Linked DNA regions of Mus musculus: region 2 is linked to region 1. Evidence: chromatin loops called from intact Hi-C (ENCODE). Cell type or tissue: left cerebral cortex. All regions are shown on one strand.

Region 1 (8,000 bases):
TCGGTGTAAGATTCTACCATTTTTACCACAGTTCTGGAGTCTCAGTGCATATACTCTGCTTGACTGTATTTGAAAGTTTCGTGTTAGTAGTGGATGCTAGATTAAGCTTCCTATATCCATTAATTTTTTTGTTTCTAATTTTCATAATGCCTCACTTGGTCCTCGTGTTCGAGGCATGGAAATCAAGACTTAGAGAATCTGAGAAACTTATCCCCAAACAAGGGACGTGTATAACCATGAGGAGCGATCATGATCGAGTGATGATCCTGATCATCCACGCTCCCCCCTGGATGCCTCTTGCTGCTTTCTGGACGTGGCTGCTGCATGCTAGTGGCCACCTCTTAACATGAGAGTTTAGCCATACAGTCGTGCAAGCATCTTACCCTTGGTGGGCTCTGGTGAAGGCCCGTGAAACCGGCAGTTATCACACCTCATGGGCAGTGTTATTAATTTGCCAAAACATTCATTGAGAAAAATGTGGTTTCCACAGTAGACCTTTCCCAGCTGACGCTTAAATAGTATCATTTTAACTACAAGCTATTAAAGTGTCCTCAGTCAAAGATTTGCTTTCCCTGGAAACGGCGTCCCCTGGTTTAATTTCATCGTTACAAAGATGGATGAGAGCAGATTCTAGAGACCTTTTGCAAGTTTGGAATGCGTGAATGATGAAAGTTACAACAAAGGAGTGGCAGTCCCCTGGAGCTTTTAGACAAGGCTGCCGTGGGTGGAGAAATAAACATACTTTATGAACAAACAGGTTCTGCACACAGAGGCCCTAAGGCTGGGATTTAAATGTTGAAAGAAGGGTATCCGATGAGAAAATATCAAGATTAAGGTATTAAAACTTACAAAAGGAAAGCTACCAGTTCTTGACGGCCTTAAACTAGGTGTCACAAAATATATGGCAGTTCTGGTAAGTTTCGATTCAGGAGGGGGAAGATACGAGAATAAAATCGATGTCCTAAGTTACCACTGAGTATTTTATTGGGTTCTAGCTTTACAAAGGCCATGGCCCTCAAACGAACAGTGTTAGTACGAGGGGGATGTGGTGGAGGAAGTGTCACTTCAGATAGGCCAGGAAAGAAATGTTCTCACCAGCAGAATGCGGAACATAGGTAGGGAGTATATTACTGCCGAGGTCAGAGCACAGAGGGCAGAGAGGCCCTCCATCAGGACAGTGTGAGAAAGCCTGTTGTTGGGTGGAGTTCAGACATGGGGAAGAGAGAACTGGTTAGAAAGCCGACCAAGCTGCGTAGAGCTCTGAATCTTGTAACAGAAGCTTAATCAGGATGCAGTGTTTGTGGTAGAGCGTGGGAGCAGGATTTGATGGCGTGACACTTCACGGTCAGCCTGATTGCAGCGTGCAGCATGAAAGTGTGGTTTGAGGCTGGTGTCTGCAGAAACGTTGCAGGTGAAATGTTGGCTACAGTAGGGTGGAGGCATTTCAGGCATGCTAGAGTTCTTTGTTCATGACCCCTTCTTTTTTTTTTTTTTTAAAGCAGAGTGGAGTAGATGCTCCTTAGCTTTGTGCTACTAGGAGTAGAAGGGTATTATGACAAAAATGTGTTTCTTGAACAGCTTCAGGAAACTTGGGGTATCATGTGTACTTGTTCCTATTGAGGCTTTAGCAAATGAAGAGAGAGTAGTGTAAGTCAATCCCTATCTATTATCTTATTGTTCTGAAAGCCAGAAGGTCTGCTTTCACTGGGATAAGCTCAGGGTGTCCGTGGGTTACACTGCTTCTGTGGCCAGAGGGTTCTAGCTGCTATAGGCTGCCAGCACTCCTTGTTTTTTTTTTTTTTTTTTTAATCATTGTTTTCTTTTTTTTCCATTTTTTATTAGGTATATAGCTCATTTACATTTCCAATGCTATACCAAAAGTCCCCCATACCCACCCACCCCCCCTCCCCTACCCACCCACTCCCCCTTTTTGGCCCTGGCGTTCCCCTGTACTGGGGCTTTATTGATACTCTTCTGCTAAGGCCCACATTTAGGCAACTACTGAGATGTCTAAAACCTTTGGGTCTATTTCTCCTCTCCTCTCTAAAACCTTTGGGTCTATTTCTCCTCTCCTCTCCCCTCCCCTCCCTTCCCCCTCCCCCTCCTCTTCCCCCTCCCCTCTCCCTCCCCTCCCCCTCCCCTCTCCCTCCTCCCCCCCTCCCCTCTCCTCTCCTGACTCCAACTTTCTGGCCTTCCTGCCTTCTCTTCAGTGACCCCTGTGATTATATTGGGCCCACCAAGAATATCCAAGATACTCCCTCACCTCAAAGATCATAGCAGCCATGTAAGGTTACCCACTGCCCCCTGTTTTTAAAACAGCATCTCTCATTGGCCTAGAACTCACCAAGGAGACTGGGTGGGCAGCCCAGTTAGCTCCAGGGATCTGCCTAGCTCTAGTGTGTTAACTGCATACCACCATGTCCAGCCGTTGTTTTCTGAGTTCTGCAGAGCGAACTCAAGGGTAGGAGGTGAGCATTTATCACCTGAGGCATCTATTCCCTTGTACTCTCTCCTTTCATCATCCAATCGTGTTCTTACAAGCCCCACTGAGTGAAGTTCAGGCTTGTCTATTCAGTGCGAGGATGAAGAAGTAAGGTATTAAAGCTAATAGAAGAATAAAAGCTACAGAAGAGTCAAAGGACAACAGAGGGTGACAGAAATGTGTTTCTTCCGTATGTTTATGCAAATAAGCAAGACATGACAGCACAACTTTTTTTTTCCTGTCCGTTTGTCAACAATCCTGTGTTTTAAAAGTTAAAAACAGACATGATATGCAGAAAGCATTTTTATTTAGTCAATCACTACTAAATTAACTGAACTTCTTCTCTGAGCTTTACAAGTCCTTTATCATTTGAAAAGAAAAATTTTTTTTCATTGGGAGTATGCTCCCATTTTCCTCACATGTGAAGAATATCAACCTCCGAAGTAGATTATAAGCCTTTTAGATGAAAATAAAAATTATAATCTTATAAAAGGATACCATATATAAAACTTTATAGAATATTTTCTCCAAAATTTTCATTTAGAACCTCATAAAATTTTTTCTACACTGATTATATGTGTGTGTGTGTGCATGTATTCAAAATTTTGCTCAGAATATCCACTGGATCATTGAATTCCTATCTAATCCTCTGCCGTAGCCTCCGTCATTACCCTCAGCCCGGTGTTAGTCTGTTTGGCAGCAAGTGCTTGGATCGGTAAGACTCCAAGCACGTTCGATGAAGAGATGTCTCTTCATCATGCTCACCCGCTACTGCTCTGTGCTATTTTTATTTTACTTCAGAACTCTTTAAAATCCTGTAAGATCCCATGCCCCTGGGCTTATGTTAGTGTATGATTCTTTCATTTTAGCTACACATAACATCCTGAATAGTCCCCCTTAAGAATGAAAAAGGATGCTTTGTTCATACACTGCCATTGTACTTAGAAAAGTTATTTTAAGGTAGTATTTATAAAGATTTCCTGAATCTTTTATTGTTAAACATCTTATGTAAATCATTCGATGCTTGCTTGAGGTATTTGGTGAGTCATTCATCAACTAGTACTAGGTAGGACGACAAGATGAATAATAAGATTCATTCATTCATTCATTCATTCATTTAAAAAGAGCCTATAGTCTGTTCTGCGCCAGGCCTGTCTTCTTCCTGTGGGCGCTGCAGTGAACAGAGAGTGTGTTCCGTCTCCGTGAAGCTTATGTTCTCAGACCTCACACTGAAGCATAGAGACCAGAGTGTAGATCCGGACGCCATCACTCAGTTCCTCTGTGAGCCCAGGCAAGGCACTTCGCATGTCTGACTCACAGTGTTGCTTTTTCACAAGACAGAGAGAACAGTACACACTCAGAGTGGAACATGGATGAAAGCCGTGTGCCGTAGAATGTGGCATGGAGTTGTGGTTCTGTTTATCATTTTGTGACAAAATGCTACCTCCTGGAAATACAGTGGAGGAGGGAGCATGCTAGTGTTCTCATGTGGAAAACTGAGACATCATAATAAGCATTTATATCCTCTGTGTATTTCCTGTTTAACCCTTTCCTACCCACACACCATTCTGGTCCTCCAATGATCTGATGTCCTTCACACTCCCAACAGCTACCCCAAGTCTAGATTCATGTGCTCTCTGGTCTCTAACCTCACAGTGCAATGTGGACGGGCCCCTGCGCTCTTCTGCATTCCCCTGCCTGTTTCTGCTTCAGCTTCTCAACTCCACTGTTCTCCTTTTCTTCTTTATGTCAGTCCTATATCCCAGCTTCAAAGCTCAACCCATGTCCTGGTATCACCATGGTTACGCTGCTATTTCTTCTCATGTGGATTTCTTCAAAAGTTCCTCTCTGAACTCTCGTAGGTCTCCTAACAAGCGCTGTTTATTTTAGCTACTACCCACTATTTACAATTTCTCTTCCTTCGTTTTACACATTGAAATGTTTGTCTTTTCGCCAGCTAAGCTGCTACGCTCTGTAAATTGCATGAGATTTTGTGGACTGATTGACAGTGGGCCTAAGGAATGTATCGCCTTCCGATGAGACCTAGAGAGCTGCCTCGTGCTGTCTGGGGGCTCTGGGGATGCAAGTGCAGCTGACTCTTAGGTTTAGTGAAGCTGATGGATGCAAATGACTGCTACCTTTGCTGGAGCTTAATGCCCTGTCCTGTAGAGAGGGAAGCTCTGTCACTAGCAAGCCATTCCACCTTGCTTTTAGGGAGGTTTGCAGAACCCGAGCTTGGGCTCACACCAGGAACAGCATCCCAGGAGAGACGAGCAGCTGATGGTTTGCATGCAATGCTTTGGTAATTCCCTGCCCTGCTCCTGACGGGCAGAGTCTGAGATACTTGGGAGAGTATGTGCAGGGTATAGAGAGGGGCTTTTGTGTTAGTTTGGGTTATGGCCCACACTTTCTTCTCATGTGGTTCCTGCTAGGGAAACTTTAGACCAGCACTAGGCTGAGCGCTGAGACACTTTGGGAAACATTAATGTCAATCAGCTGCTCATTAAGATACAAATGCCAACACTATTTGCCTTCGAATGATTGCGTTGTTTCTTTTAAAAGATGTTTACCTTTTCGTATTTGTTGATAGTCTCCTATGTGTGTATAATGAATTTTAGCCCTTTCACCTTCCTCCCATTTCCCTCTCTCCCCCATTCTCCCTCCCACTGGAACCATTCTTTTTCCCAAAGGGTCTGTCTTTTACTACCATGTTGCTTTTGTATGTAGAACCCACTGTGAGCATGGGTAGCAAGTTACTTCCCCAAGCATGAACAATTCATCAGAAGCCACACCACTGAAGAAAGTGACAAATTCTCCCCCAGTGACCATTCACTTCCTGTAGTCCCTCAGGGAGGCCTGTGGGGGACTCATGAGTCTCTCCCCTTAGAGGGTATAGAATAGGTTAAGTGGAAGCAGTCTGTTGTCATGGGTCTTTTTTTTTTTTTTAAACTTGACTTCCTGACCTATTTCCAGAATGTTCTGTTCACGTGACTATGAAAGGATAGCCTGGCAGAACAGCTTTGGAGGGAAAATGGTGTTACAAGAGAGACTGCTCAAATACTCCAAAGGCTCGGTTCCTTGCCTGCAAGCACGGAAATACTGTTTTAGGGCCCTGCTCCTTTGTTAGCCCACACAATTTTAAATTGAAAACATGGGTTATGAAGTTAGTATAATCATCTGTTTGCTCTGAAGAAAACATGAGTGTGAGATTCTTTTATCATAGCAAAAGTACTAAGTAGATGTCTTGGTCCCTTGGGAATGCAAGGTTTTTCTCGTCTCCTTCCTAATTCTGGAATTCTAGTGGTTGAGCACTGAGGCAATGTCTGACATATCTCTGACTCACTTTCATACCATTGCTAACTAAGCTTAGACTTTCTCAACTGCCACATACCAAAGCCAGGTGACAGGATGCCTTCCTATATAAAGACATTCTGGGACCAGCCCTTGGGAGTTCTGGAGACAAGGTTGCATGTAACCCAGATTGGCTTCAAACTTGCTTTGTCGTTGACTATGATTTTGAAATTAGCCTCCTGCTTTACTTCCTGAGGGCTGGGATCGTAGGCTTGCATCATCCTGGCTGGTTTATGCAGTGCTAAGGATTGAGCCCAGGGCCTTCTGCTTTTTAGGCAAGCACTCTACCAACTGAACTACATCCCCAGCCCTTATGTGCCCACTTTAGAAGATGAAACAATATCAATTGTGTGTTAATTACATTAATTGAAGGCTTATATAGGAATGCTTACTCATTTACTGCCACGAAGTAACATGTTCACATTCCTCATTGGCGTCTGTCTTTGACTGCAGTGGAGTCACTTCATAACATCCAGAAGAAACCAGCAGACTTTGTTCTTTTTACCCCCATTGCAGTTGTGTTTGGCATCTACTTTTGAAGTTGTTCCTCTAACTCAGTGGTTCTCAACCTCCCTAATCCTTCCTAATTCCTGTGATCCTTTAACACAGTTCCTCATGTTGTGCTGATGCCCAACCATAAAATTGTTTTGTTGCTACTTCCTAACTGTCATTTTGCTAGTGTTATAAATCATAATGCAAATATCTGTGTTTTCTGAGGATCTTAGGTGACCCCTGTGAAAGTATCTTCCAACCCCCAAAGGGGTCATGACCCACAGATGGAGAAGCACTGCTCTAAAGTTTATCCCGTGCCCAGCCATCCTTTACCTCTTTAGTGCATTTTATTTTTGTTTCTTCCAATAGATGTATACTGGCAATCTCTAAAACTCTCCCTTACTGCATTCCTTACTAAAAGAGATCTTAAGAGGCTGTTTGTAATCATGTCTGATATGAACAGTTACACGGTCATGATGCTAGAATAGTCAAGCCTTTTGTTTGCTTTTTTGTTAAATGCCTCTGCTTTCTTAAAAGAGCTGATGGCATCAGCTGACCTTTCTAAGCATCACAAACTAACATTGATTGAGGAGGTCAAGTGGCTTCATTAAGAGAATACTTCTTTGTTCAAAAATAAAGCACCCAAGAGAGAACATTGTCAATAAGAGACTGTGTAAGAACTTGAGTGCATGACAAACTCTTCCTTTTGGAAAGGAAGAAAGAAACCCCCAGCTACTCATAGTATAGTGATTAACAAAGGGTCTTCTTTTTTCTCCCTCCATCTGTACTAGAAATGTACTTTTTTTTTTCTCATCCGAAATTCATTCCTTTTGTAGCTGAAACCTGGCAAAGTCAAGTGGTTTATTAAAAAGAATGGGGAATTTTAATGGGCTGATGATGCCCCTTTATATCTGTAAACTATATAGATAATCTGTGGCATTCTGAGAATCACAGACAATACAGCTATAGGATCAATGAAAAACACAGCTCTTAATTTCTCAGCCACTAAAGAAAGAACTCATGACCATCTCTGCAAGATTCTTATCAATCTTATGTTCCCCAATAGAGCAATAGCCTTTAATTTCCCTGTAAAGTTATATTAAGTGCCACACTCATGACATTGAACAGTTATACACAAGCTGGATCTTTTGTGGGGAGAATCCATTAGGCTTGGGGAGAGGAGATGTGTGGAGAAGACTTTCACTGGGACCTGGTCATGATAATCTACTTCCCTTGAGATTCTTTGCTGCCTCAGAAACAAGAGAAACCCGGGCCTGAAGAGGTCACGGAGATTGAAGTGTGCAGGTTGTAACAGAGGCACTTGACATTTGTAAAGCGCTGTAATTTCCAAGGCTTCTTTGTAAGCACTATTAAATTCCAAATCACAGCACCTCTCTGGTACAGAATCAGGAATTAGAGAGACTTCCTCCTTCTCTGCGTATTTCTTTCTACTTCCCTTCTCCTTTTCAACATGTAGGGAAACAGGGACTCTGCAAGACTGAGCAAATTGGGTGAGAAGTCACTGTGTAGAAAAATGGAAAAATGAGAACCAGGCTGCTTGTTTGAGACGAAGAGAAATACTCAGAGGTACACTGGTGCTTCTCTCTCATTTCCTAGCCACACAAGCCTGCCTCTCATTTCCCTTCATTCTCATGCCCTCCTGGACATGGAAGAC
Region 2 (8,000 bases), 120 kb before region 1:
GATCTGTGTGTGTGTTAGTGTGTGTGTGTGTGTGTGTGTGTGTGCGTGCATGTGTTTATAGAATAAGTATTACAGTCTTGTGACACACAAATTCATAGCAGAAGATCATGGAAACTTCTGGCTGTTCTCTTGCTCCCAAGACATAGAAATCCCTTGTATGTGAACTCTAATGTAAGTGGAACTAAGGTGTGGAGGTGCACCCAAAGATGAAAAACTGACTTAACTTTATTGATGGTTTCCGGTTGCCTGGAAAACCAAGTGTATTCTCATATTCTCCTTCATATTCAGATTACAGGGCTGTTTCCCAACTGTAGTGCAGACAATGTATACTCATGTCCCTCAACAAAGGTTACTTTTTCTAGCTTTTCTTTTTCTTGTTGCTTCTGCTTATCAGCCATTCATTCTCTCATTGAGCGATACACTTGTTTGCTTCCCTACAGCAACAAGTAGAAGTCCTTATTGTGCAGGTGTGAGCTGGCATCCTTGGAAATGGCTGTCTCTCCTGTGACAAACTGTCCTTTGAGTCTAAGAGCTTGATATGTGCTCTCAGAGTAATGCCTTGGACATCAGGACTCTTGGAGTCCTAATTAAAGTAACAATAATATAACCAGATAGGGAAAGCTCCCACAAAGTTAAACTGATTCTTGGAATTTCAAGATGAGAAGGCAAATAGCACTCATGAACCACGTATGGCCTGAAGCTAAAAGCAGGCGGAGCTCTCTGTGTCTTTGATTTTTACATAACTCTTTGGGTCTGACTTATGCTTTCTGTAGCAAACTAGCTCTTACTTTTCCCAGCTTTACAATGAAGTATGGGGGGCGGTATTCTCTGAGTTTAAAAATCCTTGAATCCAAGTGTTTACAAAATAAGCTGCTGACCAAACCTCTATTATCTGAAGAAGGACCTTCACTACTATCTGAGCCTAGCCGTGGATTAACATGGTCAGATAAGAAATGATGGCTCGTTCCCTTGTATTTTCACACTAATTATTTGGGTAAGGGGTGGTATGATGGAGCCACTGCTCCAGACAGATATGGTGGACGTGCAAACGAGGTGTGTGCTTTCCAATTTGTGGGCATGGAGGGGAAGAATTTCCACAGGCTCTTTTCCATATCTAATCTCCTGCTAGCTTCAGGATAGTGAGGTAAGACAGGTGCCATCCTTAGGCACCACACCCAGGAGGACACATGCATGCCTTTAGAACCCAAACAACTTATCCAAGATTCTGACAGGTCGTAAATCCTCCTTCTAGAATGGCCTGACAAAAATCCATCTTCTATAATATTCTTTAAATCCTACTGTATCCCTAAAGCGAGAATGGTGCCAGGTGAGGGAGAAGCCTTGCCTTTTGTCCTCTTATCGCTTTCTCCTCTGTAGAAATGCAGTTTCAGAGAAACAGGAAAAGGGGCAAGTTACAAAGCTGCTTACCCATGTTCTGACCTGGGGACGGTGACCTCTCCTCTCCAAAGAAGATTCATGTCCATGACATCTCCTTTCTGCTACCCAGAAATGAACTTTGTGCTTCCCAAGAACCTAACATGGGACACTGAACTTAGTTACTCAAATGGTCTCTCCACCTAGAGTGTTTCCTTTTGGGGACGATGATTTTAGGAGTAATGTTGACTCATTAAGTCAACAGTTTATGTACCAGGTACAGAAGAACAGGGATGAAGCAGGTTTAAAAACTGGAATTGTGTGACAAAACTTTCAACCTGTTAACTATGTACTAGGCAATGCTCTTTAACATTTGAAGCTACACTGTTTAATAAAATAGATATGGTTGTATATATATACCACATATATGAAATATATATATCTATATCCCCTACACACACATATGGGTTTCTTTGGTTTGTTTTGTTGTTTAGTTTTGTTTTGTGTTTTTGTTTTTAGGACAGGGTTTCTCTGTGCAGATCTGGCTGAGCCGGAACTCATTGATCTATAGACCAGGCTGGCCTCAAACACACTCATCTGCCTGCCTCCTGAGTGCTGGGATTAAAGGCGTGTGCTGATCACACTTGGCTGATATATATATGCGTGTGTGTGTGTGTGTGTGTGTATGTGTGTGTGTATGTATATATATGTATATATGTATATATACATATATTTACACACATATATACACACATACACATATACATGTATATATACACATACATACACATATATGTGTATATATATATTTTTAAAGTTTTTGAGGCTTACATTTTAGAGACAAAGTGCCAATAATGGTGTATGTTGTGTTAATGGTGGTGATGGCTTTGGGGAGGAATAATTGTACATTAACTTGAATGATAAAGGGAAGGCCCTATCCAGAGTAAAATGAAGGGAAGAGAAAAAGGATATTTTAGGAACGATGTTTCAAGGACAGAGGAAAACACACACACAAAGACTGTGTGGGTACGGTAGGTATGTTTTGTAAAGAGCAGGGAGCCCCGAGGGAAGAGAACACACGAGATCAGAGAGATAATAAGGAACCAAATGTCTTAAGACATAATGGCTTTGACTTCTGCTTGGGGGAGAACAGAGCTAAAGCAGGTTTAAGTACTGGAATTGTGGGACAAACATTTCAACCTGAGCACTATGGCCAAGAGAGGACAGTAATGGGACACAGGCAGAACTGGGGTTTGAGTGGTGATGGGGACTGCTCAGATGTGAAATGGTACGGCAGTTTAGATCAGCTGGTAGCCAAACAGGTAGTGGAGGGTGTAAGGTAATGGTTTATAAAATGACTTGGATGAATTTGTGATGTTAGAAAGGAAGTATGCAAGCAAGAGGAAAGTGGCTGCTTCCTTTTGGACTGAGCCGTGACCACAGGAAGGACAGGTCTGGAGGAGAGAGTAGTCATCGACCATCCAAAGAGAACTGCTAGGGACTGAATGTGTTCTCCCCAAATTCAGTGCACTGGCATTTGGAGGCTAAGCCCTTGGGATGTAATTAGTTTATGAGAATGAAATCTTGGGATGTAATTAACTTATGAGGATGAAACCTTGGTTGGAGCCCTAGTCAGATGACACACGGGTGCAGTCTCTCTGTCTCTGCAACAAGAAATTCTCTGCGAAGACAATCACCTGTCAGGAAGAGTCCAGGAAGGGTGTCTTTGCCACCCCTTAGATTGCCTAGAACTTTGGCTTTGGACTTTGCCTCTGCAAGTATGAGGAACGCATTTTCATTGATTGAGCCATATGTCAAAACAAACAGCCTGAATTAAGGCAGGAACTGACCTTTGCAATCACAGCTGACCTTGAGTGACTTCATTGGGTGGGGAAGGCATGAATGGAAGTTCAATAAAGAACAGGAGGTGAGAATCAGGAGGCCTTGAGAGTTTGGTTTAAAGGCAGGGAGAGGAGGAATAAATACTCCTGCCCCCATTATCTACCAAGTCAAAATGTGGTTCCCACAGTATTTTCAGAGGTTACTGGCGCAGTTCCCCATAATGCTGCCGTTACTAGCTGCTATCACCATTAGACACCATCATCAAGCAATTCATTAATCAATCATAAATGCCTAATTTCTTGTGCTACTTCATAAATCAAAATTAGGAGCCTTGTTCCTTGGGGGACCCAGCTCAAGGGGAAGCAGTAGTGTAAAACGTGCCAGGAAGGTCAAGGAGGGGGGTGAGGTGCGGGTCGGAGGCAGAAGTCTCTTGCCAAATCATCCAGCCCCAGTTCCTGATTTTCTTTTAGCACTGGAGAGGATGATCCTTCCCCTCCCACTCCTTCCTCCTTCGCCTTTGCGCCCCCTACTTCTTCTTCTGGGGTTCTTTTTCAGCGCAGGGCTCTCTCTGGAAGCTCGGCCCCTGCCAGGCTCCTTTTCGCCTCCCTGCGCTCAGGAAGAGGACAAGAGCGCAGACACTCCAGTGGGGCAGGAGCTGGCGTTCTAACCAGGTGCGACCCAACTTGGGGCTGGGACAGAGGTGCGGGACGCGCTCCAGGTGCGGGTCCAGAGCCAGAGCGCGGCCCGCAGCTCCCAGGGCGTGGGCGAGCCGGCCGCGTGTGCCTCGGTGCTTGACGGGAACACTAGCCAATCAGGGCGTGCGGCCAGGCTGCCACGTGACAGGCGAGGCGGCCCTTTTCCCAGCGCGGCCAGAGGGAGGAGTGGAGCGGATCGCGGAGCCTGAGAGTGCAGCGGCCACAGAGGAGGCGGCGGCAGGCGGAGCGGCAGCGGCAAAGGCTCCCGGCCAACCCAGCGCGCATCCCCAGTGCCCTGAGCTGCAGAGAGCTCGGAGGAGCGCGGGAGCAGCGACACCGGAGTGGACAAAGCAAGATGGCAGGGATCTTAGCCTGGTTCTGGAACGAGCGGTTTTGGCTTCCGCACAATGTCACCTGGGCAGACCTGAAGAACACGGAGGAAGCCACCTTTCCGCAGGCGGAGGACCTCTACCTTGCCTTCCCCTTGGCCTTCTGCATCTTCATGGTGCGGCTCATCTTCGAGAGGTAAGAAGGGCCGAAGTGCCTGCTCTCCCGCACACACGCACACGCGTGCACACTCGCCTGCTCCGTGGCGCACGCCCCCGCGCTTGGGCTCACACCTCCCAACCTTTGTGTTCTCTGTGGGGTCCCGATCCCTCGGCCAGGCTGACTTCTAGGGAGCTAGAGAGGGTCCAACTCGACCGCGGATTTCCTCCGGGGCGCCACGAAGGGGCGGCAGGGCGCTTGGTCACCGCCCGCGCTCCTCCTTTCCCGGCTTCCTCCTCCTAGAGAGGGTCGGCGAACAAAGGTGAGCGGAGGCTGGCCGCGGGGAACCGCTGCGCCGAGGGCTCGGCCGGCTCCCTCCGAGCCGGCACTAGGCGCTTCCAGATTGGGCTTCTCCTCCGAGGCTCGCCGCCACCCACCTGACAGCCTGGAACGATGGGGACGCGCGGCCCGGAGGGAGGAGGAGCGCACACACTTCCAGCCCTTCCACTCTTGCACGCACGCGGGCCGCGCTGCAGAAGAATTTGCTCGGACCTTTGGCTTTAGCTTGCTCCCTGGCTTCCATCCGTGACACGGAGTTTTAGGCCCTGGGTCCTGGGAAATAGGTGACGACAGCACTCCGGATCGCTACTGGTTTCTTTAAAAGAGGGCAGAACAGGACCGGTGCCCCTCGAAATAGTCATTTGAATCGATAGTAGGACCCCGTGACTAATCATAAGCGTCTTGCTGGTACCGGAAGACACTTGAAACGTTAAAAGAATTGTCTCATAATTTTTGGTATGAGTCCTCGATTTGGTTAGATCTCGCCATTGTAACTGCACACAAACTTGTGCTACTCTCACTGAGTCAGCCTTAAGTCACAGAACTAGATCTTGCCTGCTGTGCATTCAACACTTACTCGTGAAACAAAATCAGCACCGCACACTTCTTTCTTTTAACTGAAAAAAAAATCGCCTTCCTCTTTCCTCCTCCCACCTCCATTCATCAGCGAAGGCTGATTTCTTAGATCACAAATATCCATTTCTACTCTAACCTCCCTTCCCTGCCTCCAGCTCACCTTGGCTGTTGCTCAGGCTGCTGCTATCTTGTTTACTGTTGGTTTGCCTAAATCCATTATTGAGAATGTCAGAATGTATCTTTTGTGTCTTTTGTTGCCTGAAATAGCAGCTAAGCTTCCTGGGAACTAAAAAAGTATGTTTTGTGCTAAGGAAGGTGTAGTTTTCAATGGGCAGTGTTGTTGATTATGAAGTAAGTCAGCTGTTGCCATGCTGAAATTGACTCGCACAAAGGGACAGCCTCTATTTTAAAAGGATTGGATTCCAGTGCGGATATGTCATTGATCCAGCGCCTAGTCTCACTGTGACAAAGCTGGTGTGTTTGAAGGCTGCAAGTATTTACCTACAGAAAATAGGAACTCGAGTCTAACCTTGCCATTTCTGCAAAGACAAGCTGACTTTTAGGGATAATAGCAGGCTGTTGCCTGTGCAGGCACAGTTTGGGGGGGGGGGGCTCCATACATAGTTGCTGGATGACACCCAATGAAATCTGTCTGGATTCACTTTTGGGTACCCACTTTAAAGGAAATATCTAGTTGTCAATTTTGTAGAACAAAAATCAAGGCAGCTCATGAACCATATGTGAATGCTACATTTCCTCAGAATTCTCTCTCGGTCTGCTTCTGGGCTCTTCAGTAGGTTGGAAAATATTGAAGATAGCTTGGTTTGTGCTTGGCTTTCTTTGTCTTACACGCGCGCACACATTCCACTGATGTAATATCAGACTGAAGGTTCAGTTTTCTTTTTCTCAGAAATATTTTTCTTCCTAGCATAATCTAATGACTTTAAGAATTTATACAAAAGGATCAGCAAGCAGTCTTCAACTACCAGTAGTGACGACCCGTGTGTGTGTGTGTGTGTGTGTGTGTGTGTGTGTGTGTGTGAGAGGCCATCGATGAGAGTAGATGACATTTAATGGACTGTCTAGGAAGTGAGTAATGACTCTTTGTTCCCCGTGTGCGGGATGCCGCTGACTTTGTGGAGGGTAACTACTTTGTTTCTTCCTTCTATGGTCCTGACAGATGTAACTTTAACCATTCAGACCCAGGTCTCTAAAAGTCAGAGAGTAATTACATCTGGAGTGAGAGGCTCTACATTTTTGGGTTTTTATCAAACTCAAAGTACACACTCTGCTATTCAACCTATGGTGTGCATCTTGCCAGTGTCTATAGCTGAGCCAGACTGGATTGTTGTCAAAGATACAGCTTATGCTAGGTATCCTTTTGACATGATGCATGTGGAGTTTGTTTCTTTGTAGTGTTCTGTATTGGCTAACACTAAAGAATCCCATCATAAACTGAGTGCTTTTGTAATAGAGACACCTCCTCCAAGAGTCTGTGCTTTGATTATCATTTACTTCAAACTTGAGAGCATACTAGGAGATCTTTGATTATCCAAGATCTTTATCTCCCATTAAGAAAAGTCAGTAATGTTTTTGCAGAATTACATACTTGAGTGTGTCTTGAGTATAACACATTTATTTCTCTTCATACAGGAAACCACTAATGAACTGACTGAGTCGGGTCTTATCAATAGATGAATCGGGTCTTATTAATTGACTAGTTCTATCTTTTCTTTTCTTTTTTTTTTTCCTGCCACTGTTGGGGTGTGACAGAGAAGGCAGCAGTGGCTAGAACATGTCATTTTGCAACAACATATGGAGAACAATATGGTGTCCCAGCATGGCTGATTAAAAATAGAGCAGTCTAAGGTCACTGACTTGAGCCTGTGAAACACCCAGACCTCCCGGGCTGTTAGTAGCAGCCTTATACAACCCTTAGCCCTGGAGAGAAGTGGCATGAGCCAGTGTACTTACTGTCTGATTAGCAGAGAAAAACTGTTGAAAAACAAACAGATAGCATCTCTTCATGCCTTTAATCCCAGCACTGGGGAGGCAGATTCAGGTGAAATCTCTTGAGTTTTAGGCCAACCTGTTCTACAGAGCAAGTTCCAGGATAGCTAGGGCTATACAGAGAAACCCTGTCTCAAAAAACCAAAACAGAACAAAACAAAACAAATCAAAAGAATGAAAATTATAGTGTCTCCCATTATATTATGTTGGTGACTTGATGACAGAAAAAAAAAAACTTGATAGTGAAGAATTATCATTTACTCCATGTCTTGATTTAACACTTGTTCCTATTCTTCAGACTGTCCCTGGGAATCGTAACAAAGGCTTCTTCCAACTTCACTTTTTAAAAAAATGTCTCGTACATGAGAAATTAAAGTTTGGTTGAGTTTCTGATTGGAGATAAAACTTGTGGGAATTATACTTATGAAAGGCAACTTTACTGTATTTTCTTCTTGATGGATTTAAGAGAGATGCAGACAGTTCTGACCATGATCAGAATAGTCAAGTTCTAGTGAGCATGCATTGCAAGCTTGGAGCAGATCCTGCCGGAGGTATGTTTATTCCTCAAAACCAAATGACCATTGAGAGATATTCTTTAGGTGTTGTCACTTACGCCATCAAAACTTTCTTATTTTTATTTTCTCTGCATGAACCGACTAAAGGTTTATTTGTGGGGTA

Evidence for each region. Peaks named below come from ENCODE experiments on the same cell type or tissue, not always from the same donor. Only the 100,000 strongest peaks of a DNase experiment are listed, where the experiment ranks them.
Region 2: a loop joins it to region 1, with 4 times the contacts of the local background. A loop is called at or near these places in 2 of 42 quality-filtered maps.

The regions. Positions count from the first base shown.
Region 1 is chr2:68,977,698-68,985,697 of GRCm38, forward strand. The region is part of intron 3 of Cers6 (ceramide synthase 6); the gene reads left to right. Among named protein-coding and RNA genes, the nearest start is that of Gm52515, 13 kb to the left of the region's middle. In left cerebral cortex, no CTCF peak of the experiment used is centred here; DNase peaks (open chromatin) are centred at 1,299, 3,831, 4,231 and 5,904; H3K27ac peaks cover 542 bases.
Region 2 is chr2:68,857,370-68,865,369 of GRCm38, forward strand. It overlaps Cers6 (ceramide synthase 6), which reads left to right and starts at 4,072. Exons shown (of 10, transcript NM_172856.4): 1 at 4,072-4,436. The coding sequence starts at 4,267. In left cerebral cortex, a CTCF peak has its summit at 4,080; DNase peaks (open chromatin) are centred at 3,765, 4,061, 4,493, 4,887 and 1 more place; H3K4me3 peaks cover 2,792 bases; H3K27ac peaks cover 1,510 bases.